Regions from separate parts of the Homo sapiens genome. Here regions 1 and 2 are each linked to region 3. The links are chromatin loops, found by intact Hi-C in ENCODE. Cell type or tissue: heart right ventricle. All regions are shown on one strand.

Region 1 (8,000 bases), 430 kb after region 3:
ATGCCTGGGAGATGCTCAGTTAGGAGAGGGAAACTCTGGAGGACAATCCCAAGGGGCCTCTCAGCAGTTCACAGGGGCTCTAAAACGCTAAGGGGAGGAAGAGCAGTGTTAACATCAGCCTTCACCTGGAGAAGGCAGCACAAAGAACAGGGCAGCTTCCCCCTAGAATATGCCCTCTGAGTAAGGGAAAAGGAGTTGGATTGGGAAAGGAGAGACGACACAGGCCTAGTGTGGAGAAAGCCACCAGGAGCTCCAGCACTCTCCAAGGTTTGGCCTAGGTCATCTCCAAATAAAAACAGTTTGCCTAGCTCTAGGCAAGCCCTTGTTCTGCATAATGATTTGAATTTTGAAATGTGACTTAAACCTTGCAAAGGAATGCAACTCTTTTCTCCCTCCCCCAGGCCATTCTATCTTTCTTAGAGGGCCAGAGGTGGATCAGAGGGAGGAAGGTTTAAAATTTTAGCCCCTTTACCAAAACATGGAAAGTGTCAACCACTAAGTCTCCCGCCATCCCCGCCCCCAATGCTCAAAGTGTTCAAAACTAAAAGCTACAGCATCTTTTCAGCAAGTAATCAGCACAAGTTGAAAGGCACATGCTGTTGCATTTCTGATCAGATTGTATGTTAAGCAGGAAAATATACCCCCACCCCAACCCTTTTTGGCTAAATGCATGTCTGTTTAAAGAAGCCACCAGGCAGTGCCTCTCACTTTGTCTTGGCAGGGCACAACCATCAGACGAAGTGGGAGGAAGAAACATTAACTTCAACAGCTGTTTCTTGACCCCGGCTGTCAGTCTTCCCAAGAATAAATTTTGGAGAGTCCTATTTGAAACAAAGAGGGAGTTTTGGGGGAGAGAAAAGTTGGTTGGTTCCAGGGCGACCGCCCAAAGAAGCAGGGAACAAGATGTTTGCAGTTACCACGCAGCCTGCAAGCCTCTGCCGGGTGCAGGGATGGAGCAAAGTAACTTGAAAGCTCCCCTCTCGGCGCCCTGTGCCTGCAGCTTCCCCCCCTAACGCGCGCCCAGATCCAGCGCCGGTGGTAGGAGCCGTAGCTCGACTACAGTAATTCCCCAGCTCGGGCGGCTTGAAACTGCTCGGGCTGAATAGCATTTGCTGTTCCGTCCTGCGGCCGCCTCCCGCCGCGGCTGCCGCGCTCCCTGCAAAGCAGCTCTCATTATCCCGGAAGTTGTGCTGACACAGTCTCGCTGCCACCAGAAGTTTGTCAACATCAAACTTCTCCTGTGTGGGGTACGTTCACCTTCCACGAGTATTTAATCGAGCCAACAAGCAAACAAACAAACCCAAATAAACCTGCCCGTGATGTTGTGGTCTTTTTTTTTTTTTTTTTTTTTTTTTTTTTTGCTTTCCTGGAAAGCTGGAGCTGTTAGGAATGTGCTGGTGGGGTCTGAGAGTGCCTGTGGGGTGGGCGGGGGGGTGGGCGGATGGAGATAAGGGAGACGGCCCCCCGGGTGGGGAGTGAGGAAGGGGCAGCGGAGGCGGCAGGCGGGCAGCTAGAGCTGGGGGCGGGAAGGCGGCTGGGGCTGGGGGCCGGCGAGTGGGTCCTGCAGCCTCTTGGCTGCTGCTTGTTTGGAGGATGTACGGACAGGGGCGAAGGTGGCTTTGGGTCCCCCGACCCCGCAACAAAGGTTATATGGAAGTGATGGCGAGGCAAAGCTGGGAGGGCCGGGACGCCCACTGTGCTCTCCACACTCCTGCAGGACATTTCTGCAGACATCTCACGGCATCTTTCGGAATAAAGGGCATTGGGGTCATAAAATGTATTCTGAGACTTAAATTGCAACATTAAAAAAAATTCCATAGGATTGGAGGGCAGGGATGCACCATCATTTCTGTCTTTGAGAGGTCTCTTCTGGTATCCTTGATTAAGACCATTTGGTCTAAACTTAACTGACTTCCTCAGCCAGGTCTCGGCGTTTAGTTCAAGTTGCAGCAACACAGTTTGATGTTTGTGGTTTCCAGTTGCTCCCCTGCTGAGACGCTCCAGGTGCTCCACCAGCGCCTGGGGACTCTGATTAACACTTTCCATTCCATAGTTTTACCCGGACAGGGTCAATCCTGCTCAGATGATGGAGAGGACAAGGTCGGCCTTGCAGAGTTGAGACACAGGCATTCATGAAGGGGTGCTACTTGGGGGCCACAGGCTTTTGTGGAGGGGCTGGAACTTCAGACACTGATAATAACTTTGTATCTGCTTCGGAAAGCCACTAGTACTGCACTCAAACAGGGGAGAACAGAAAGGGGGTTGCGGTAATACCCCACGTGGTGTCCAGGCAGATGGGGCGGCTGAGAGAGTTCAGTATCTGTCCACCTGTGGGTGCAGCCACATTCTTCTCTACTCTTCAAAAATAAGTCGGAGTGAGTAAATATCTCTGAAGAGATTAATATTACTCATTATCCCACTATGATATTGTGGGAGTGGGGAGGCAGGTTTCATCCATTTAGGAAGCGAAGAGCTGAATTTTCTCTTCTTGTTGGTCATCTGTTAGTGAGTATGTTTTTAGGAAAATTAGGTCTACAGTCATGTATCTTCAATAGCAAGAAGCAAGATGCTTTCTCCTCTTTTTCAAACTGCCCTAAACTGGAAAATTGTATCAGTCTTAAGGGGCCAGCTTACCTTAAACAAAAAAACAAAATCTGAAGAAAATATAACCGGGGCGTTTCTTGAAACTGGAAGGTACTTTGGACAAACAGAAATCAAATGCATTAAAATACAGTTATAGAGCAGGCAGTCCTTAAATGCGCGCGCGCCCACACATACACACACACACACACACACACACACACACACACACACGGTGGGGGGATGGTGGCAGGGCAGAGAGAAATGTGTTTTTTGAAAAGTTTGGCTATTCACTACGGTAAAATTTTCCCCTTGGCCATGCCTCAAAAATTTCCCTTAATTATTTATTCAGACTCCTGTTCTTCGGGTGGTATTTCTATTTACTTATTTTCTTATAGTCCACAAAGTACTACTCAACATATTGGACCTCAGTGTGGACAGGTGAATGAAGGACATGTGGAGAATTCCATTTCCAACTCCATGTGCATGAATTATTTGCCCTGGTTGTTCATCTGTCATAGTGTAAAAAGCCTGATTTACAAAGACTGGAGGCCTTTCGCAGAACAAGGTATTGTATGCTTCCTATGGTTGGGCTTATTTACAAATAAAACTATTTTGCATTTCTGTCTGAAATTCCCTACTTGCACAAGGATAATTTTCAGAGTTTTCAGTTTCTAGTTCCGGAATGGGAGTGGGAAGCACGAGGAAACAATTTCTTTTTACAGTGATGTGAGCTCTATGCTCATCTGGATTTAGTTACTTCATAAGGTAAATATCACTAAATGTGCATTGGGGTCTTTAGAGATCTAAGGCGCTGGATGGGTGAAAATAGTCTACTGTGAAATGCTGAAGAATGTCAAACAACTGAATTCATTTGCAGAACTAATTGGGTCAACTATGGTGTTCTTTAAAGTGGAGATTGATTTGAAAAATTTGTAAAGTATTTTCAGTTTAATTTCAGTTACATTTAGGTTATATTAGTCAGCATGACTTTTAGAATTTTATCCTAGAAATTCAATTAAAACAGATCTTTCTGAAAAATATATACTTTCCAGTGAATAGTGTCCACTAATGAAAACATAGGTTTTGAATTTCATGCTAATTACATTTTTAAATAATGAAGTTCTTGTCATTATTTTTATTTAAAGGCAAAATATCTGCATAGATAATAGCCAAAGCTAACCAAACTGCTTTAAAAATTAATGAATATTAATGAAGTTCAGGAATAGCACAATACTGCCCCTGCCTGCCTCAGGGAAACAAATGTATTGACTTCATTCTCCTAAAATAACAACCCTTAGTTATTGATGGTTAAAATAATTTTATTGCTAAAAAGATGGTAGATAATGCATTTTTTGCAATTCTTAAAGACTTGGCCCTGTTGAATACACTAAGATCTTTTATCATTTTACATATCTGAATGCTATTTCTTTTCATTAATTTGCTGTCTTAACATATATCTTTCTCATTTTTCTAAGTTCTCCTCCCCCCTCGTTTTAGTAGTTCACATGAGCAACTCAGAGTTTTCAGGCCTTCTTCTATATTTGGTATATAGATAATAGCATCATTAGTCAGCGCTTTCATTCATCTAAATTTGTCTAAGCATATTGGAAGCTGCCCATGAAATTTTCCAATGAAAGTGACAAATGGACGTCAATCAAGTGGCCCCACCCATTTCAACCTTGTTTTGTATGATGTGTGAATGTTTGTGTATATTTCTTCCATAAAGATAGGCTAGGCTATTTTTTGATCTGGACATCTGCCTGCTAAGGCAAGTTTCCCAGGCAGATCACTGGTTGGCATTAGACTAAATTTGCAAAATTTAACACCAAAAAATGACAAAAGAAAAGAAATAGTATATGAAATTAAATAATGGCAGAATTCATTCCCTTAAGATAAATAATTTTTGATGCTCTAAATTTCAAGATTCTACAGTTTTACTTTAAATGAATTTGTAATGAGAAAGGTAAAATCATTTCAAGTAAGCCAGCAAATTTGGGTCAAAATGAAAGCAGTTCTGTGAGAGAGAGATACCTGCTTCCTATAGGGCTGTTTGGGATTTTCTGTCTGCTAAAATATATATGTATTTTAATACCTATGCATACTATATTCTCTCTCTCTGTCTCGCTGTGTTTGTGTGTGTGTGTGTGTATTTGTATTATGCTACATTCATGTCCTATTTCTATTTTCCTTCTTTGTTTTTAATAACCAGTCCAATCTCTAATGCTATTTTTTGGGTGAATGTGCTTATTAGGACTTGCTGCCAGTTTTAATCTGAGATTACTTTGACTGCACTTGAAATCTGTTGCTGTTTTATAACCTGTAACATGTTTTTACATGTTTGGGAGTGCTACTGCTGCTGCTGTAAAAAATTCTGTGTTGAAATTATAATGAGTTTATGTATTTAGCCAAAAAGTACCGTATGCTGAAATGAGACAGGAAAGATTCTAAAATCCTAAATGGGTTAGTAAACCCTTGATAATAATTGTAGTTTTATAGATAAAAATATCTTTAACGTTTTCACACAACATAGAATAGGTTTTTTTCCTCAAGTTGTTATAGAATCTCTTTGTCCATAAGGAATATTAAAGAAAAGTTTAGCATTTGAAGTTATTCTATTTGGGAATGCTTTGGAGTGAAGCTAATCTTTACACCCAGGACCACAGATTGCAATTTCACTTACCATTATCCATGGCAGGATGTTTAATTTTACTCCTGCGACCCAAAGAATTTTTAGTGAATTTTTAAAAGTGGAATGTGGAAAGTATCTCCAGCTCATTGCAAATGTGGGAATTAGATAAATAATGCTCTAAATGACCATTTATTCTATGACTTGTTATTATAATGAGGAGACATGAAAAAAAGTTAACTAAACTGTGGGTTTAAAAGTTTAGAATATCTTTTGACTGTGGCTGTAATCAGAGTCATCACGGCAATTACATTTTAGCATGTCATGATTTCTTTGGTCCACAATTGTTTTTCTTTCCAAATGTGCTGTATATAAAGGTAAAATTGAGATTTTTTCTAATGGCTTATTCTGCAAGCTAAACTTGTTTTCTAAAAACCTAATCAGACATTTCTTTCTGTTTATATGGAAATAAAGAATCTTGAATTAGGAAAAGAACCTGGTTCTCTTGCTTATGATTTTGGAAACATAGCAAAAATTTTTAATATATAGATTTATGTTATAGGGATAACTGCCTTTTTATGGTGGGCGGTGGGGGGTGCGGGAAGAAGCCTCGGTTTTGTTAATAAGCAATACCAACCTGGCTTGGAACTACTACTAAGAATTAGATATGAAAAGGATCAAGCTGCTCTAACTTAAATTTCCAGATATGTAACATGTGCGATGGCCACTTACCTAGTGGAAAAATAATATGTTTACTTTCCTACAATTTTCTGAATGCATCCTACTTTGGAGATTTACATATGATGGAAATCTCTGTGTTTAGGAGCCTGGTGTGGGAAATCTGACCTGCCAGGATTCTCCAGCCTTGCCATCCTTCCTCCTAGCTGGTGGTTCCTTCTTTATGCCACACGCCTGATTCTTCTCCTCTAGTCTGTATCCTGTAGTGTGCCCCCATCAGGCCTCCTCTGGCAGAGCACAGATTAACAGGTTCAGCCTCACTTAAAAGCTCTTTAAAGATAAAATTAGCCAGGTTTATTTCCGCCCCCACCCCCAAAAAACTATTTTTAGTCAAAGGATCTTAAGGATGAAGAAGTTCTAGAAGAGGCCTGTAAGCAGAGGCTGCTTTCAGGTTGTGGTTCCTGGAGAACCCACAGCCCAGGGCCCAGAAGCCCTTTAAAGTATTTTATGACCACTGGAGGGCTCAGAAGGAATCCCTAAATGCCTTTAAAAGTCCCAGAACCCTCCCCATTTAGCCCATGCTTGTAACCATACTGCGCCATTCCCATAACAAGGGCATGAAGAAGCTTTTGGGTAGGCTTGGAAAAATGACAGGGATGGATGTGTCCCATCTCACTGTTCCAAGGAGAAGATTGGAGGACAGGCAGCTGAAGGGACAGATACCCTGTCCAGACACTTGACAACTCCTGGGCAGTGAGCCAAGCAGTGGGCCAAGCACTGGGCACAGCTCCAGAGGCCGGGCCTATGCCCAGGGCACTCAGTGATTTAAAGCTGGCAAAAGAGAACGCTCCTGTCGGCAGGAAACTGAATTGAACAGATTGGGAAAAAGCAAAAACAGGCTGCCCAGGACGCTGTCTCCCTGGACTCAGTTTTCAGTTGTCAGCGGCAACCTGGGGTAGAGCAGATTCTGCATTTCCTCCTGCCTAGGAGGCTGGTGGAGGTGGGACCGAGTCCAGGGAGTATGCAGCACGCGAGGACCCAGCACAGGGAGGCACAGAGGAGACGCCTGGCACATACCCCACCGGGGAGAAACCTTGGCGTGGCAAAGTCATCAATTCAGTATTTTCCAGGCTAGCTTTGCCTGGGCTCTGGAGTGCCCTCTCAAAGTGAGTGCTGGGATAAGAACAGGGTTTTTCCTGTGAGTCTTGATGCTTCATAATTTCTGTAAAATGTTAGCACTTCCTTGCCCAGGGATTTATCTCAAAAAGTATCTTAAGAGAGTAAGAGAAAGAACAAGATTTTCTCAGCCTTTTATTTCATTTCTACTTTTTAGTGCTTACCCTGATTTTATAAGAAAAAGAAAAATTGAAGGCTAGGAGAAATCCCCCCTCCTGTTGCTATAGCATACTCATGCTTTTGATGTGCTGAACCACTGCAGCTATTTCTCAAGGGTTAAACGTTGGAAAGTCAGTCCTACTTCCCTACTCCTAGAGGAAGGCAAAATAGTTAGTTTCAGAGAATTCTGGACCTGGGGGAACCTAGGCATTGGGTTAGAGCCAAGAGAACATGAAAGAGAATGAAGCTTTGGATTTGCAGAAATCCAAATGGGCTTCAGGTTAATAGTGGGGGATTTGAGCTGATGGCTCACATAATTAACAGGGGGAAAAAACCTCCAGATTTTTTTTCCCTTTCTCTTTAAGTAAGAAATGACAATGAAACTCAGTAGTCATCTCAGACCTCCTGAACCAGCATCTTGGGTGGGGTGGGAGTGTGCTCAAGAATCTGCAGTTTCAACGGTTTCCTAAGTGATTTTTATATATGCTGAATTTTGAGAGCTACAGCCACACAGCTTAAGAATAATGTCATCCTTCTATGGTCCCAAATCATGAAGGGAAATAAAGACTTCATCTGAAGTCATTTCTGTATTATTTTTGGAAGCTGTAATCATTTTATAGGACATTTACCTTTCTAGTTGCCTTCATGTAGGGCAGATTTTATATTGGTAATGCTTGGCAGCAAAGGGTTACTGAGTAATTTAGTCTGGCTCTTAATAATTATAACAGCAAAAAAAAAATTGTGCTCCTCAATTTTCTGAGTGCTCACATAGAGTATC
Region 2 (8,000 bases), 460 kb after region 3:
TGCAGGCTGCTGCTTTGTACACAGTATCTTTAACTTTTTTGTCCAGGTTTTCAGTCTGGCCTCAAATGAACCTTTCTTTTTTTCATTTTTTATACGTAACATTTAGCTCTCCAGAGTTAATCACTTGTGTCTTCAATTAATCATTTACGTCCCCCAAATCATGTGGAATCGTCTAATTGGGCACATGAGGGTACGACTGTACATGCAAGAAAGAATGGTAATGAAGCAGTTATGCATAAAAGTAGTATTTCCAAAAAGGGAGGTAACATAAGAAAGTACCTAGAACTTTGGCCTCTGGTGGATGCATCCATGCATCCATCCATCCATCCATTATTCATTCAAAATTGTGTTCAAAAACCTTGCAGTCAATCTCTAGAGAACCTACCAGGGTTCAAAGATTATTATCAGATGTTTCCAGTTCTTGAAGAGTTTCTATGTCATAACTGGAGCAGACTCAGTTTTGAGGCATGGCTGAGAATAAATGAAGGAAGGGGGATTACGCACCAACTGTGTCTTAACTACTATGCAAAATATCACAGATTTGTAGTAGAAGAAAGATGCATAGATAACTGTATCCCTGTGTCATCCATGCTATTAGATTGGTGTAAAAGGCATTGTGGTTTAATACTACATAATAAATATAATAAAACTAGGAGCCCAGAGAGGGGACAAGTTGACTCTGCCTGGGATGGAGGAGGAAAGCTTTTCAGAGGAGCCCAAGTTTCACCTGGGTGCTGATGGCTAATCATGAGTTGCTCAGATAGAATGGTAGAGAAGACACTGTAGGTGAAAAGAGCAGTGTGCACAGAAGCATAGAGATGGAAGATGCAGGGCAGTTTTGGTCAATGTCAAGGGTTCCGTGTGTCTGGCTTGTAGGTCGCGGGAGATGAATGCTAAGAGGAAAGAGTAGAGAGGTGGGTTGGGATTTTGTATGCCAACCTGAGGCATTTTAATTGTATTCTGTAGGTAAGGGGGAGCTATTGAATGTTCATAAGCATGAGAGTAACATGATCAGATTTATGTTTTGGAAAGATGGCTGGAGAAAATAAAGGGGGAAAGAAACTGAATTCATTATTTTTGTCTAGCAAATACTTATTGAGTACCTACTATGAGCCAGGAATCTTCTAGGGGCTAGGCATACAGCATTGAATAAAACTGGCAAAAACTTTTGCCTTCACGCAGCTTCAAGTGGTGGAGGGAGACAGTTTATAAACAAAAATATATAATCATTCAGGTGGTCATAAGTGCTATGGAGAAAATGAAGCAGGGAGGGAAGATAGAAATAGGCTTTGCCCCTATGTAACCTCCCACTGAGAAGGAAGGGAACATTTGGGCAAAGACCTGAAGGAGATGAAAGGGCAAGCCACGTACACATCTGTGGGAAGAACATTTTAGGCAGAAGGAATTGCAAACATAAAGTCCTCAGTGTATTATGAGAGCTCTGCAAACCCCAAGGTGACAAAAGAGACGGATTAAAGACTTGAATTCCTATGTTTATACAAAGGGGCATTGAGCCAAAGAAATACTGATCACCTTTTATATATCATTCAGAACTTCCAGTCATTTGTTTAAAAGTATTTGAGTATGACAGGCTAGAACAAGATTTTCTTTCATAGGTCATTGTTGGGCCAGAATTTTGGAGAGAGGTAACTGTGTTTTCTCCTATCACCATAGACCAGCAGTTTTTCATTTAAGCAGTAAAGTCCAGTTATTATTCTGAAGCCAACAAAATGTATTTCTTTGTCTCATTGTAGTTTTAAGCCATTTGTTTCATTTTTAGATGCTCAAAATCTTACTTGATGGCCACATTTAAGGGAAATTGCCTCCAAACATAAGAAATACACTGGCTTGGATGGCACACGTGGAAATTAGCAAGATGAGTGGAATTGGGAATGTGTCTGCTGATCATGATCTAGCTGAGTGTACTGCACACACAAGAGATAAAAATGAAGCCAGAATCTGGAATGAGATCATTAGTGTATACCATCCTGGCACTGTAGTCAGACCACACACATATTTAATGCACTGAACCCACCTTGAAATGCCCTCAGCCTTAAGGGAACAAAGTACTAGAAAAAATAAGGGGGAGGGAAGGATGCTGAGTGATCCATAATGCTGTCAGTGTCACAATCCATCCTGAACAGCAGAATAAAGTTAATAGGGAAAGTTCTTTAGTGCTTGTTCAGCTGCCTGCCACCCAACTCTGTGGCAGAAAAGCAAGGAGGAAATATATACATCATTATAGAATGTATCAATAATAAATTATAGAAAAGCCTTTCATATAAGGAGTAGTTCCCTGTATTTATTTGAAGTCTCAAGCATTAGGATTGTGTATTTGACCACTAACTGCCAAAAATGTAGACACAATCTTAAATAATTTTAAAAGACTATTGATATTTTAGTAATAAATTAGATTAACAATGTGAGTCAAAACTGTTGAAGACAGAAATTGTAAAATGTCAAGAGAAAGAAATAATATTTTTCCTTGTGTCCAATAAATAAAAATTGCCTTGGAATAAACACTAACCCTATTTATAGCATACATAAGAAGCATCTCTGGAAGTCAAATAGTCTATCTGAATTATGTTTCGGCTCAGAGAATTTCATGGTTAGAGTAGAACATTTTCATTCCAAATCTATGTATCTTTTAGTTCCTAAAAATATTTCCTAAACTCTTCCAGCATTACACTACTTGGTTCTAGAGTCAAAAACTCGTATAATTCAACTAACAGCTATCAAACATTTATTTAAAGGTCAAACACCTTCTATGTGCAAGGTGCTGACTAGGCAAGGTACTGGAGGAAATTCAAATTGAGTAAAACTTAGTACCTGCCCCCAAGGAGGGTAAGGAGGTCGGCAAAAAGTCAGCACAAAGGGTCAGAATATGCTCAGCGGGGTTCAAAGGAGGGAGATGACCATGGGTTAAAGAAGTCAAAGAAGGCTTCAAGGAAAAGTGATGTCAGATTTTAATAGGCAAAAATGGGGTTGTTTTGAGTGGGATTGGGCAGGCAATTCGGGTAAAAACAAGGGCGTATCTGAGAAGAGCGGTTCCCATTTTGCTGGAGTATGATGTATCCGTATGAGAGTCGTAAGACAGAGCTAGGAAGGTGGACTGCAGGCATGGAGTCTCTGGGCTCAGATGTCAGCCTGAGGAGTCAGGACTAGATTCAGCCAACAGTGGGACTCCACCAAAGTCGATGTGACATGATGTGACATGACGCTGCTCTATTTATGCTCTGATGCCCATGCTTTTGTACTCAGTTGCATTTGCCAGCTGAAAGGGTGAGGCTGGTTGTCCAGCCCTTGCGGGGAGAGACTGATTCTGTACCACAGATTTACTTGGAGGACAGAGCACAGTAGGGGTCATTTGGGTCTACCTCCCCCTTCCCTCTTGGGCCCCCCTTGCACACACAGGGGCAGTCTAGCTGCTGAGTGTGGTCTTTGTGTCCTGGATATTAGATGTCATCTGAGCTCCTTAATATTTTTCCGAAGTGAAGAAAAAAAAGGTCACCCACAAATATTTATTTAGTGCCTACGAGATGAACAGCGGCAGTTTGCCCTGCTCTAGATCGGTGGTAAAGTAGCAGTTCCAGCCAGAAGCCAAATAAAAGCTGGAGCTCATGTCAGAAGAGGAAAGGGCTACAGATGTACACCGCTAGACAGGCTGTGGACTCTCTGCCTCTGCAGTACTGAACTATTATATATTGTCTTCTCAGCTAATTTTTTTAAGGTCTAATTTAGGAAAAGCAGGGAACAGTATTAGGTATTTAGAGAGATTCAAAAGAAATGGTAGCCATTCCTGAAATACAGAAATTCAATAGAAACTTTAACCTATAAATAATATGCACCATATAACATATGATATAAAAGTTGCATATAAAGTCCCAGAATGTTTTCTGCCATTCCTAAGGGATGTTCAGCACATATAAACCTTGTTTAGGTGTCATCTTACTGGTAGGGGGCTGTTGTGCTCCATTTGTCTGTTCGGAGAACCAGAAGCTTGGCTGCAGTGGTCAGTTGGGTCTACAGATTTTTTGTCTGTTTGTTTGTTTTTTACAGAATCTAAAATGGTTGTTTAACTTGAGACTTTTTAAAGATACAGAAACCTTAATTAGGAATGATTGTAGAATGAGATCTTTACAGTAGAAGCTCATATTTGATAAGACCAAAACCAGTAATGAGCCAATTAATAAAAATATTTGGTTAAAGTCCCAAATTCTAAAAACTATAATAACATGGCACATGCAAATTCATTTGACAATATTTAAATGTAGAGTCAAGACCTCCCCTCTATTCTAGTATAAATCTGTATTTTGAAGTCTTTTTTGCATAAATCACATCCATAACACATCTCTCTCCAGTTTCAATTTATCTAAAGTGAATCAGACATTTCTCAGACATTCTTAATCTAGACCATGTTGGGGTTTTTATGATTCCTGTTCCAGTCTTTTAAACTTTTCTTACTAACACCTATTGTAATAGTCATTTTTTTTTAAATCGAGACTTTCCAGAGCATTCAACTCTGTTTCAGAACAACAACTATACTCTTTTCTGCTCATCTAGTTTGACAATTTTCATAATATTTAATTAAAATATGCTTAATTTAATTAATTAAAATACTACAATCACAAGTCTAATTAACCCAAACAGGCCTGGGAACAAACACAACAGACTCTTGGTTAGTAAATAACAGCAGAAGTGGGAGCAGAAGTCCTTGGATACATTGGAGAGTAGTTACTGCCCTCAAGTGCCCAGCATGCTGTGCATATCAGAAAATTCGGTTCACAGAGGGAACGGAGAGCGTCTGTGAATCTGGCAAGTTGGTTAAGTTGAAGTCAGCTGAGAACTTTGGTATAAAGTTATCTAAGCAGTTAATGTGTATTTAACTACCTAATATATGCTGTGTGCTTCTGGATTAACATCATTAAAGGACTGGTTAAATTCACACGGACATACACATACCTAAAAGCAGAAATATTTTTATCAGGTGTACATAAAGGAAATGTTAATTCTGGCCCTGTTGGAAGCTTCCTTCTCTCTGTGAATATTCTTGAGTGTTCTATCCTGAATGTCTATTTGTGGTGTAATATCTATATATCAGTACTTTCGTATTAATCACAGAAGTTTAAAATATCTCAATAAAATATAGATAGTATTTACTTTACAGGCTTTTATAAGAATTAGCGAAACAATGCATGCAGAGTGTTTAGCTTTAGCCCTCTCTGTCCATTTTGCTTTTGAGTACAATTATCCAATGTTCCGGCTTTTAGTACAGAGTCTACAACTAATAAATGTAGAAGGAATAATAGAAACAGGAAATTATTATTTTACAACCACCATAATACTTATTTCATCAAAAATTATTAATGGATGCTAAAATCATTGGATGAAAGAACATTGGGAAATAAAATGTTCAAACAATTTTACCTCATAGATTCTTATTTATTACTAAGGGAAAATGTACATTTAACAATGGAGAAATCTGGTGGCTACTGCCTTCACCAAGAGACATACTTAGCACCACCAATGAGGTACAAACTCACATTGAGAGGTCCCTAATTTGATGCACACAATGTCATCTGCCCCTCCTGAAAAAACCCAAGTTTAACCTAAATCTAAGTACGAGAAAATAGTCAAACAAATCAAATTGAGAAACACTTTGCAAAACAAAACATCGGTAACAAAATACGTGTATCAATGTTGCAAACTAGAGAGAAAGACTGGGAACTGATGTAGGTTAAAAGAGACTGAAGAGGCCAAACACGGTGGCTCACGCCTGTAATCCCAGCATTTTGGGAGGCCGAGGTAGGCAGATCACCTGAGGTCAGGAGTCGAGACCAGCCTGGCCAACATGGAGAAACCCCCTCTCTACCAAAAATACAAAAATTAGCCAGGCACAGTGGCGGGCGCCTGTAATTACAGCTACTCGGGAGGCTGAACAGGAGAATTGCTTGAACCCAGGAGGTGGAGGTTGAAGAGACAATTGAAGAAATTTGAATATGGCCTGTAATATGTAATGTTATCATATCAATGTTAAATTTCCAGTCTTACGGTTATGTAAGAGAATGTCTTTATTATTAGGAGAAAAGTGTCAGCAAAATAATGTGTATGCATATAAAAGCATATATATATATATATATATATATACACACATAAACAAATACACCTATACATATGTACAGAGAGAGAAAGCAAATGTAACAAAATGTTTAGTAATTGGGAAATCTAGATAAAGGTTATATGGAGGTTCATCTCACTATTCTTGGAACTTTTCTGTAGCTTTGTAATCTTTCAAAATAAAAGCTGGGGGAAATAAAGGCATATCTGTAGCTTTAGTACTGCTTTTCTTTTTTTTTTTTTTTTTTTTTTTTTTTTTTTTTTTTTTTTTTTTTTGAGACGGAGTCTCGCTCTGTCGCCCAGGTCGGACTGCGGACTGCAGTGGCGCAATCTCGGCTCACTGCAAGCTCCGCTTCCCGGGTTCACGCCATTCTCCTGCCTCAGCCTCCCGAGTAGCTGGGACTACAGGCGCCCGCCACCGCGCCCGGCTAATTTTTTGTATTTTTAGTAGAGACGGGGTTTCACCTTGTTAGCCAGGATGGTCTCGATCTCCTGACCTCATGATCCACCCGCCTCGGCCTCCCAAAGTGCTGGGATTACAGGCGTGAGCCACCGCGCCCGGCCTGCTTTTCTTAATTTACAGTTACACAGAGCTGTGCAATGTTAGACCAGCCAGTATGGAATCTGCAAAATTTTCCTCTGCTATTATCCAGAAATAGGTTTGCTTTGTGATGTGCAGTCTCTCCCATAGCCACCACCCACCCATACTAGAACTTGCAAAACCAAAAATTGTCTCTTGCAGAATAAAGCAGAAACAGCCTTGACATCTTTAAGTAGATTATATGCAGATTTTAAGAAAACTTGCTAATGGCAGAAGATATAGTAAAATGCTGGACTTCTCTTAGGGCCTCAGAGCTGCTTGCGGGGATCCCCGCTAACTGCACGGAATAGTAAGCTAGTCACCGGGGTTCCCTATGCAATATATCTATACATCACTGAGAAGATCAGGAACAATAAACTGACCAAAAAGCCAACATAAGAAAAGAAAGGTTGATGGCAATCCTGTGAGACATGTCACTACCGAACCAATGACGACTCCTTCAGGAGAAGGTACCTGACCACACAGGCCAGAAAAAGCTTGCTCAGCTGGAGGCATCTCAGTGGAGATTCCAGCGCCCAAGAGCGAAGGGTCAGCCCTGCCACCCGCCAACAGAGTAACGACGTGTGCACAGTGGCGCATCGCCACCATGGAAATGTGGCGTTTCCTCACCTCACAAGCAGTCTTGTCGGCAGGATCCAAATATAAGAAAGGGAGTCCTAATATCTTTCAGGTCAGGAAAACTACCAAGGTAAACTCCAGATCACAAGATGAGAAAATTCAGACAGGCAAGAGGTACGAGGGAGTGGTGGAAGGCTAACTTTCTGCCTGGAGGGTTGACTGTGACAAGCCCAGTTCTTAAGAAGAATACTTGAGAGTTACTGTCTTAGAGCTTGACAAGTTTGTGTTTAGTAATTCCCTTCTTTTTCAACCTAAGGTCATACTTTTCTTTTGGTGGTAGAGAAAAAGAGAAGCTGAAGACAACAAATGATAGTGAAGAGACTGCTCCCCACCTGCACAGGCTATGTCCTGTAGTCTCAGGATCAGAGCAATGAGAACGGTATAGGAAGGTTATAGAGCCTCTTGCTTTTGGTGTGAGAGAATGGTCATGTTTGTTTGAGCCAGACTTTAGTAGTCTAGAATGGGAAGACATTTTGAACGACAATAACAAAAAAGTCAGTCTTAAGGAGAAATGTAAAAACCAAAAAGCCAACATGAACAAGCCATGGGAAGTACTAAACATAGGCACAATTGTTGCTGCTCCTACTTTATTATATGTGGATTTTCTGCTTCTAGAATCATGTCCTTCAGGAATCACAAACATTCTCAAGAATAGAAAACATCA
Region 3 (8,000 bases):
TAAAATGTAAATGTGGACCCTGAAATTTTTTAAACGTTTTATTGGAAACCTATGAGGACCAGGGTAAAAGGCAATTCCTTTCAACATGCTAATAACAATTGTGCCTCCTAGAAAAAGGCAGATAAAGTCAAAGGGATTGGTCCCAGGTTCCAGGAACCTAACCAGAAGCTGTGATAATCCTGGGTAGGCGAGCACGAACTTTTCAGAAAGTTGGCAGAAAGAGAATAAAATGAAGTGAATTATAGACAAGCTGAGACCGGCTGCAGAAATCAGAAAGACATATAGGTGTGTACTGATGTATGGATGGATTATAGTGTGAAAGCAGGACTCCCCAGGGAAGAGCACAGAGGGGCAATGGCTCAGCTGGCACATGTCTGGGCCAGATGTCATTAGGGCTCAAACCAAAAACATGCACTGTTCCTGAGGAAAGGTGGGTGATTAGGCCTGGAAAAGGGTCACTGGACCATAGGAAGAGGATTGTTTAATCCTATAAACATGCATTACATCAAGGAAAATCTATTAATACTTGTTAATCACTTCACAGCCTACAGAGTTTCAGTACAGGAAAGTGAAATTACATACTTGAACTGATCCTGTATGTAGGATTATAGTGAGTATATGGTGATAAGAAGGGGAGACTTTTAGACAGGTCATAGGAGAAAAAAAAATAGAGGGAAACTGCCAGAAACAAGAAAGGAGATTCAGTTTAGACAACCTCTCCCCTTGATCATAGCAGCAGAAAAGCAAAGCAAAGCAAAACCTCCAGTCATAGACAAATGCTGATGACATGGAACTGATCCCTGACCCTGTGTCAGAGGGGAACAGAGTACCATTTCATCACATCACATTTCAACCCACCATTTCATCATCACAAACATGATACCATTTAATATGTTTACTCAATTGATTCCATGCACATAATGTGATTCCACGTCTCACATTATAAACAATGACAGCATGCTTCAACTATCCAGAGCCTGCGGCTAAACAGAACTATACTTTGGTATTTAAAAGTTTAGAGGCAAGAATAAATAAAAAGAAAATAAGTGGTTAGCAAGATTTTACTAGAGTAGAAAAAATCAGAGAATATGGCAAAATGGGCACAGATAAATTTAATCTATGCTTTCCGCAGCTACTGTTATTTACAATAAATATTGGTGATTCCATCAGTCCAATATAACTTTCTGTGATGATGATGTTATAATTCTGTGCTGTTTACTGCAACAGCCACTAGCCAGAGGTTGCTACTGAGTTCATGAAATGTAGCTAGTACAATTTAGGAACTGAAATTTTAGTCGTATGTAATTTTAATTAATAGGGCAGCTAGATAATCAATCATTCTTTTAAAACAAAGATCTTATTGAGTATACTGTGTCAATAATATAAACCAGTAAAAGATACTAAGCATTTCAGAAAGGACCTCAAAGGAAATGCTTTTTAAAAATGTTTCTGGGGCTGGGTGTGGTGGCTCATGCCTGTAATTCCAGCACTTTGGGAGGCTGAGGCGGGTGGATCACGAGGTCAGGAGTTTGAGACCAGCCTGGCCAAGATGGTGAAACTCTGTCTCTACTAAAAAATACAAAAAGTTAGCCAGGCGAGGTGGCAGGTGCCTATAATCCTAGCTACTCAGGAGGCTGAGGCAGGAGAATCGCTTGAACCCAGGAGGCGGAGGTTGCAGTGAGCCAAGATTGTGCCACTGCACTCTAGCCTGGGTGACAGAGCAAGACTCCGTCTCAAAAAAAAAAAAATTATTCCAGTTCATTCATATGTCAGGTTATGTTAGGAAATAGTGTTGAAAATATAGAATAGCCTTCATTATACTATACGTTGTTAAGAGTATGTATATATGTCAAGCTATACATACGCATATACTCTATTATCAACCATTTTTATTTATTGCTATCATCTCAACACTGGCAACTGTTAACATTTTTTTATCTGTGATATTTCAAATGTTTTAAGTCAATCTTACAGAAAAATGATACTTTGTTACTGATTTGTTGGGAAGTTAAAAGAGTGAGGTTGGCCCAGGGAGGAAACTGAGTGAAAAAATAGAGAAAATGAGGGCCCAATTCAGTCAAAATGGAAGCATCAGCTCCACGCAATACAAAACAACTCAGAAAAAAGAGCAACTGGCCGGGCATGGTGGGTCACGCCTGTAATCTCAGCACTTTGGGAGGCCGAGGTGGGTGGATCCTGAGGTCAGGAGTTCGAGACCAGCCTGACCAACATGGTGAAACCCCGTTTCTACTAAAAATACAAAAATTAGCCAGGCATGGTGGCACACGCCTGTAATCCCAGCTACTCAGGAGGCTGAGTTGGGAGAACTGCTTGAACCCAGGAGGCGGAGGTTGCAGTGAGCCAAGATCGCACCATTGCATTCCAGCCTGGGAAACAGAATGAGACTCTAGTCTCAAAAATACATAAATAAATAAATAAATAAAAAGAAAGAAAAGAAAAAGGAGCAACCATCTAATAAAGTTTAATTTTTGAGTAGTACAAATAACTGTAAGATGGTATGCTAAATATATTTAGTACAGTAAAATAGTTTGTATTTATGCCTGGGTGTCTACATATGCAACGTGCTATTTACACTCCTGAGGCTGTAAAATGCTCATGTTTGGCCACCATTACTGAAACTACTTCAAAAAATGAAATAAGGGGAAATAACAAAATTTCTAGGAAAACTCACAGAATGGGCAAGCAAAAAGGAATTTTGCTATAGATTACTATTCTTCAAAGTAGTAGAGAAGTGGCTTACAATTTTCCAGAAGTAAAGGAAGAGTAGGTGTTAAATGGAGTATCATATTTAGAGACATAAAATATTCATGGTGTACTGTACTGAGACCACACTTCAATGTTTCTATTGTACTGCTGCATCAATATGTGATGACATATTGTAATGTTTATGCCAAAATGCTGTGATATCAGGTTGCCCTGTTTCAAAACTATTCTGAGTCTGGCTCTCCCTAACCAGATGATAAAACAGCTCTTACAAAGCAGTCAACAGCATTACAGTTTGGTTCAGTTAAAAATGTAACCCTTAAAGATATTATTTTAAATGTATACCAACTTATTTTATCTTTTAATGTGAAATGAGATAGCACGCCTTGCTATGAACTTGTGATTTTTTCCTTATTATGCCCAGTTCATGTACCATAAAATCCAGAGATTTCCATGAAGTCTTTGAACAATGTGTATAAATTTCTGTTTATACATGTCAAGAACACTTTAATTCTCACTATATTTCTGTTTAAGTGTCTGTATGATACTTTATTTTCTTAGAGAGAAATAAAGAACAGTTCCTCTACCCTGAGCTAAACAAAAGTGACATAAATTGAAATAAATTTAGTATTTATGATTACATTAAAAAATTGGGGCTGATGTGATTTCTTTACAATAGCAGAAAATGACAAAGGGGGTAAGGGAATGAGAGATAATCTACCATCTTGTTTGTAATTCCTATTTGATGCCATTATTTTAATATCATGTTTACTCAATTGATTATATTTCAGTGCCATGGGAAAATATTTTGCTAAATTAATTCAGGAAATAAGACCAGACCAGCTACTTTCTTCACTTGAGAAGCATGAAAAACTATTTTTTTTGAACTAAGGCTTTTTGTAGTCTATACTTTCCAAAACAAACATTTTACAGTTTGAACACTAGGGGGCATCTTTGTTTCTTGAAATAAAGGGTCTTGGTTGTGATCTTAAAAAAAAAAAACCTCAGCAGTGAAACATTTTTTGATTCGCATTTTGTTTTGTCAAGCATGTTGGCACCGCAAGGTTTATGACTTTGGGCTGGGCATTTTTGTTTCTATATTAATTGAATGAAGCAGCATGTGTGAGTGTGAAGAGACTAGGATAGTATCTAGTACATAAAGAGTACTCAATAGATACTTGCTCCCTTCCCAGGCCTCCTTCTGTGATTTAACTTCAAGATAAAACCTGACAGATCCTTAAAAGGCAGACTGCTCAAAAATATGTGCTTTCAGAGTTATGTGTATTAAACACTAGAACTTGCATGTTCATTTATTGAACAATGTTTTCTTTTTGAATTCATTAAGAGTTCTGCTTTTCCTTGATTATAGCAAAGCTAACTTATTGGGGATAACTAGCTTATTTACTTCTTCAAAGCCTTACATTTGTCAGCACCAAATCTCTTTTGTCTTTCTTCCTCTCTCCTCTTATTGCTTGATTTTATAAAAAGATCTAAACAAAAATGTATAGTAATATGACAAAGAAAGCCACACATAACAATGATATCATTCATAACAAGTCCCTTCTTCTCAGGAGACAGAAGAATGGAGAAGCCAGTGTGTACCTGCTTCCAAGGCTGTACTACCCTCCAGGGTGGTGGTGCAGTTTCTCAGTCCACCATCAAATTATTTTTCCTTTTACAACATTTCTGGTGGGGACAGGAGACAAGGAGGGAAGAGAAAGCAGGGAACTTCTGTTTGCTGTTAACTCTGCTGGCAGTCTAGCATTGAACCCGCTTAAGTTCAGGGGCAGGGAGGGTGAGCCAGAAGTTAGGGGTGGAAGAAGCCTTGTTCCAGCTGCTCTCGTTTCTAAATGCACATATTCACAGAAGAATCTGTTGTTTGCCATGTGCATAGTCCATTAGGGATTGAAGGGAGAAGCTGGGGCTTATTCTGTGCAAGGAAGTTCTCCACATCCTGGCATATCTGAATCTTTGCCCCAGTGAAGAGCTTTCTGATGCCAGTTCTGAATTGGTACCCCTCTTCCAACTGTTAAGACAGCAGTCACTAATGACAAATCTGGGAAGGAAGTAGAGGGAAGAGTTCCTCTTGTCACTGCCCATAAGTGAAAGTCATGTGGAAGCTTTTTAAAAAAGTTTTTTTCCAACTCCAAATTAATCATTTCCTCTGACTTTTAAAATACATGGCTTATATATACATTACAGCACTCATTAATCTGACACGTTTTAGTTATATCAACATCTGTTTTTCCTATTGGGTTGCACTCTTTGAAAGTAGGTGTTATATTTATTTCAGAATACCTTGGTCTTAACCTGATGCTTTGCATATAATAGGCTCAATAAATGTTAAACTGAATTGAATTATCAAATACCTCACTGAATTATACCACTTTATTGCTGGTAAAATTACTCGAAAAGGAAATAAATGTCTTTAATTAGATAAAAGTGAACATAGAAAAATTAATTTGTCCATAGTTTTGAAGCAAACCACTCAAAGAACCAGGATCTAAAAAATAATTCCCATAATCTTAAGCATTATGACTTAAATTATGTAGCTTCTCATGTTTTTCCTTAACACTGACAGGCTAAATTTTTTTTTCAACTGTAAACTGTTACACATAAAAAATTATTTGTCCTCACTAATCATATATTGCCTGCAAGTAAACTACAGATCAGCATAATTTTAACAGAAACGAACTCTAAAAACAGGGGATGTCTTGTCCCCTGCAAAGGTCCCATGTGGATATCAGAACTACAAGAATCCACAGAGCACTCAATCTTGTATTCTGTTTTGGGAATGGAACAGCCACTCTGTATAAAGGTAGACGTGCTATTAGCCAGTGCTTCAAATTCTGATGGTATCACCTCTGGTAAATGCTGAGTTGGGCAAAATGAGGGTAGTCTCTCTCATGATTCTGACTGCAGTTTGGTAGGTCCTCCGTAAGAAATTTTAAGGATGCTATGAATCCTGTGAAGATGAAATTCATTTGGGTTTTGAAATCTTTTATGCTACATTCCAGTTCAGTGGTTCTTAGCAGAGAATGTACACCAGCATCAGCAACAAAGCTTTTCCACATTCAAGTATGCCCAGCTCCACTCCTGGAAATTCTGATTCACTAAGTCTAGGGAGAGTTCTGGGAAACTGTATTTTAAAAAATTCCATTGGGGTTTCTAATGTGAAATATTAATGTAAAAAATCATTATATTACATAGAACTCCTTGAGAAAAGGCACCATTTTGTCTTTTTGGTCTCTCCAATACCTAGCATATTGCCTTGGCATGTGGTAAGTGCTCAGTAATTGCTTGTTAAATGAATGAATTTTATTGCTTCTCTTTTTGGTTCTGTCTACTTCTATGGAGATATGGAATGAACTTTTGTGTAACAGTACAATCACACGCAAGCAGTGACTTGGGTATTCAGCTCAGGTTAACAGACCGCCAATTTGGCCTTCAGTCCAGTGAGGTCTACTATATAAAGTAAGAACAGACTTTTTAGATTTTGAGGACAGCACTGAAACACACCTAGTTTTGCAGCAACCTGAGACATTTTAGTAGCATGAAAACTTATAAAAAGTATCAAATAGGCAACCTGTTTCCAGTTTGTTCCTTTACAGTGGAGGTTCTCAATGAGAAAACTATTATTATGGTTTTTCTAACTATGTACACAGAATAAAAAAGAAAAAGTTTGTTTTAAAAATTATTTTCAAAGATATTCCACTTAAAGTTTCTCTTATCTAAAAGATAAACCTGTTGAACTCTAGATAAACAGCAGTAAAAGTGGCTTTATGCATTTATTCTAGCAGAAGAGCTTCAGAAATAAAATTTGAGTATAATATAGTCAAGGGAATACTTACACTCTCACTCTGAAAAGGATTTAAGAAATTTCCCCCCATTTCGCCATCATCCCTTGGAGTGCCCGGTTGATTACTCAGGCTCATATTATTGGGAGAATTCTGTAAACAAGATTTAGAAAACAAGGCATTGTTGAAAATTTTAATTTCCCTCTTGCACTGTACTGTTTCGAATATTGAAACAGCATCCCTAAGGACAAAGCATACTTCTAATTTTAATCTTAGACTTCTACCATGTATTCTATTTCATTCTTTGCACTTTGACAAGTACTAATGCCTTCCCAAATGAAAATTTAAAAAAAAATAAAAAAACCCCCAATAACCTACCACAACTATTTTCTTAGCTTCAGAATCAATATTTATTCAATTTCCCACCCTCAGCTTATAGAGTTCCTAAAACACTGGAGAGTTTAAAACATTCCCAGCAGGGGCATGATGAAGAGATCCTACCCACTGATAAGGCAAGATGGAACAATAACTCCCTTAGTCATTTCACTAACCAAACTTTGAAAGGTCACTGTTTTAATAAACATTTCCTTTTAATTCTACATGCAGTATACAGATAACACTATTTCAACCATTTTTACATGAACTTTAAGGAAAAAAGAAAGATAGCTAACAACTGTACTTAAGAACAAGAGACACCTTAGGACTTGAGAATTTATTATGTACTCTTAGAGGAAAAGGAGGCTCAAAAGAAAACTGCTTTAGAATATTTTCCTATCATTAGTTTAAGAGTAGATTTACTTTGGAACTTTCCTTGGAAGATAAAATGACTGTTATTAGCAATCTAATCGAACACCAAGTTAGCAGTGCGTTGCTTCATATTCTATTTAAATTTGCTAGTCTCATTATTACCGCACAATTTTAGCCATGGCAGGATACCTGATACTCCACATCAATAGGAAATGTAGAATGACATTGGACTATAAACCATGTTTATACAGTAGTATAACTGTAATTCTTTGAAGGTCCAATTCATTAACTTGTAAAAAAAAACTTCAGAGTTAAACATTTTTTAGTTGTTATTTCAAATGGAAGAAATAACTTACTTACTTACTGGCTTACTTTTTCCTAAGCCATTCCTATTTACATTGTTTTGGAATTAGTTTTTAGATTTTTTTTTAAAGAAAATTGCTCAGAGAATTTTGTCTTAACTACAACAACTTGTATCATAAAAATTAACATTTCATGAATGAGTTATTCCCAGAAGAAAATGGTTAAAATGTAAAGCAGAGATAGATAGATGAGCTGGTAGAAATACACTGTGTCTTGTCTTGCTGTGCACCCCGCAGGGAGGATCTGAGAACAAGGATCCTCTGAAGTCCATTGGAGCTCTCTGTGTCAAGAAACCCCAAGGACTTGGGAAATATACTTTAATAGCATAAAGAGGATTCTATTTTTTTTGACAAATTTTTCTCTGAAAAA

The links. A loop is a pair of places that touch in the nucleus more often than their neighbours do. Peaks named below come from ENCODE experiments on the same cell type or tissue, not always from the same donor. Only the 100,000 strongest peaks of a DNase experiment are listed, where the experiment ranks them.
Region 1: it touches region 3 in a loop (4-fold over the local background); 50 of 110 quality-filtered maps call a loop at or near these places.
Region 2: it touches region 3 in a loop (3-fold over the local background); 4 of 110 quality-filtered maps call a loop at or near these places.

The regions. Positions count from the first base shown.
Region 1 is chr5:81,850,883-81,858,882 of GRCh38, forward strand. LOC124901018 (a long non-coding RNA gene) reads left to right here and starts at 2,316. Exons shown (of 6, transcript XR_007058843.1): 1 at 2,316-2,375; 2 at 2,979-3,148. RefSeq lists enhancers at 1,009-1,859, 6,201-6,250 and a silencer at 1,084-1,143. In heart right ventricle, CTCF peaks have their summits at 3,824 and 6,736; DNase peaks (open chromatin) are centred at 1,079, 1,608, 2,098, 6,659 and 1 weaker place; H3K4me3 peaks cover 3,078 bases; H3K27ac peaks cover 7,150 bases.
Region 2 is chr5:81,880,323-81,888,322 of GRCh38, forward strand. All of the region lies in intron 3 of LOC124901018 (a long non-coding RNA gene), which reads left to right. Among named protein-coding and RNA genes, the nearest start is that of ATG10, 88 kb to the right of the region's middle. In heart right ventricle, a CTCF peak has its summit at 4,757 (motif pointing left); no DNase peak of the experiment used is centred here.
Region 3 is chr5:81,422,010-81,430,009 of GRCh38, forward strand. It overlaps SSBP2 (single stranded DNA binding protein 2), which reads right to left. Exons shown (of 17, transcript NM_001256732.3): 16 at 6,576-6,674. Among named protein-coding and RNA genes, the nearest start is that of ACOT12, 32 kb to the left of the region's middle. In heart right ventricle, a CTCF peak has its summit at 3,667 (motif pointing right); no DNase peak of the experiment used is centred here; H3K27ac peaks cover 1,395 bases.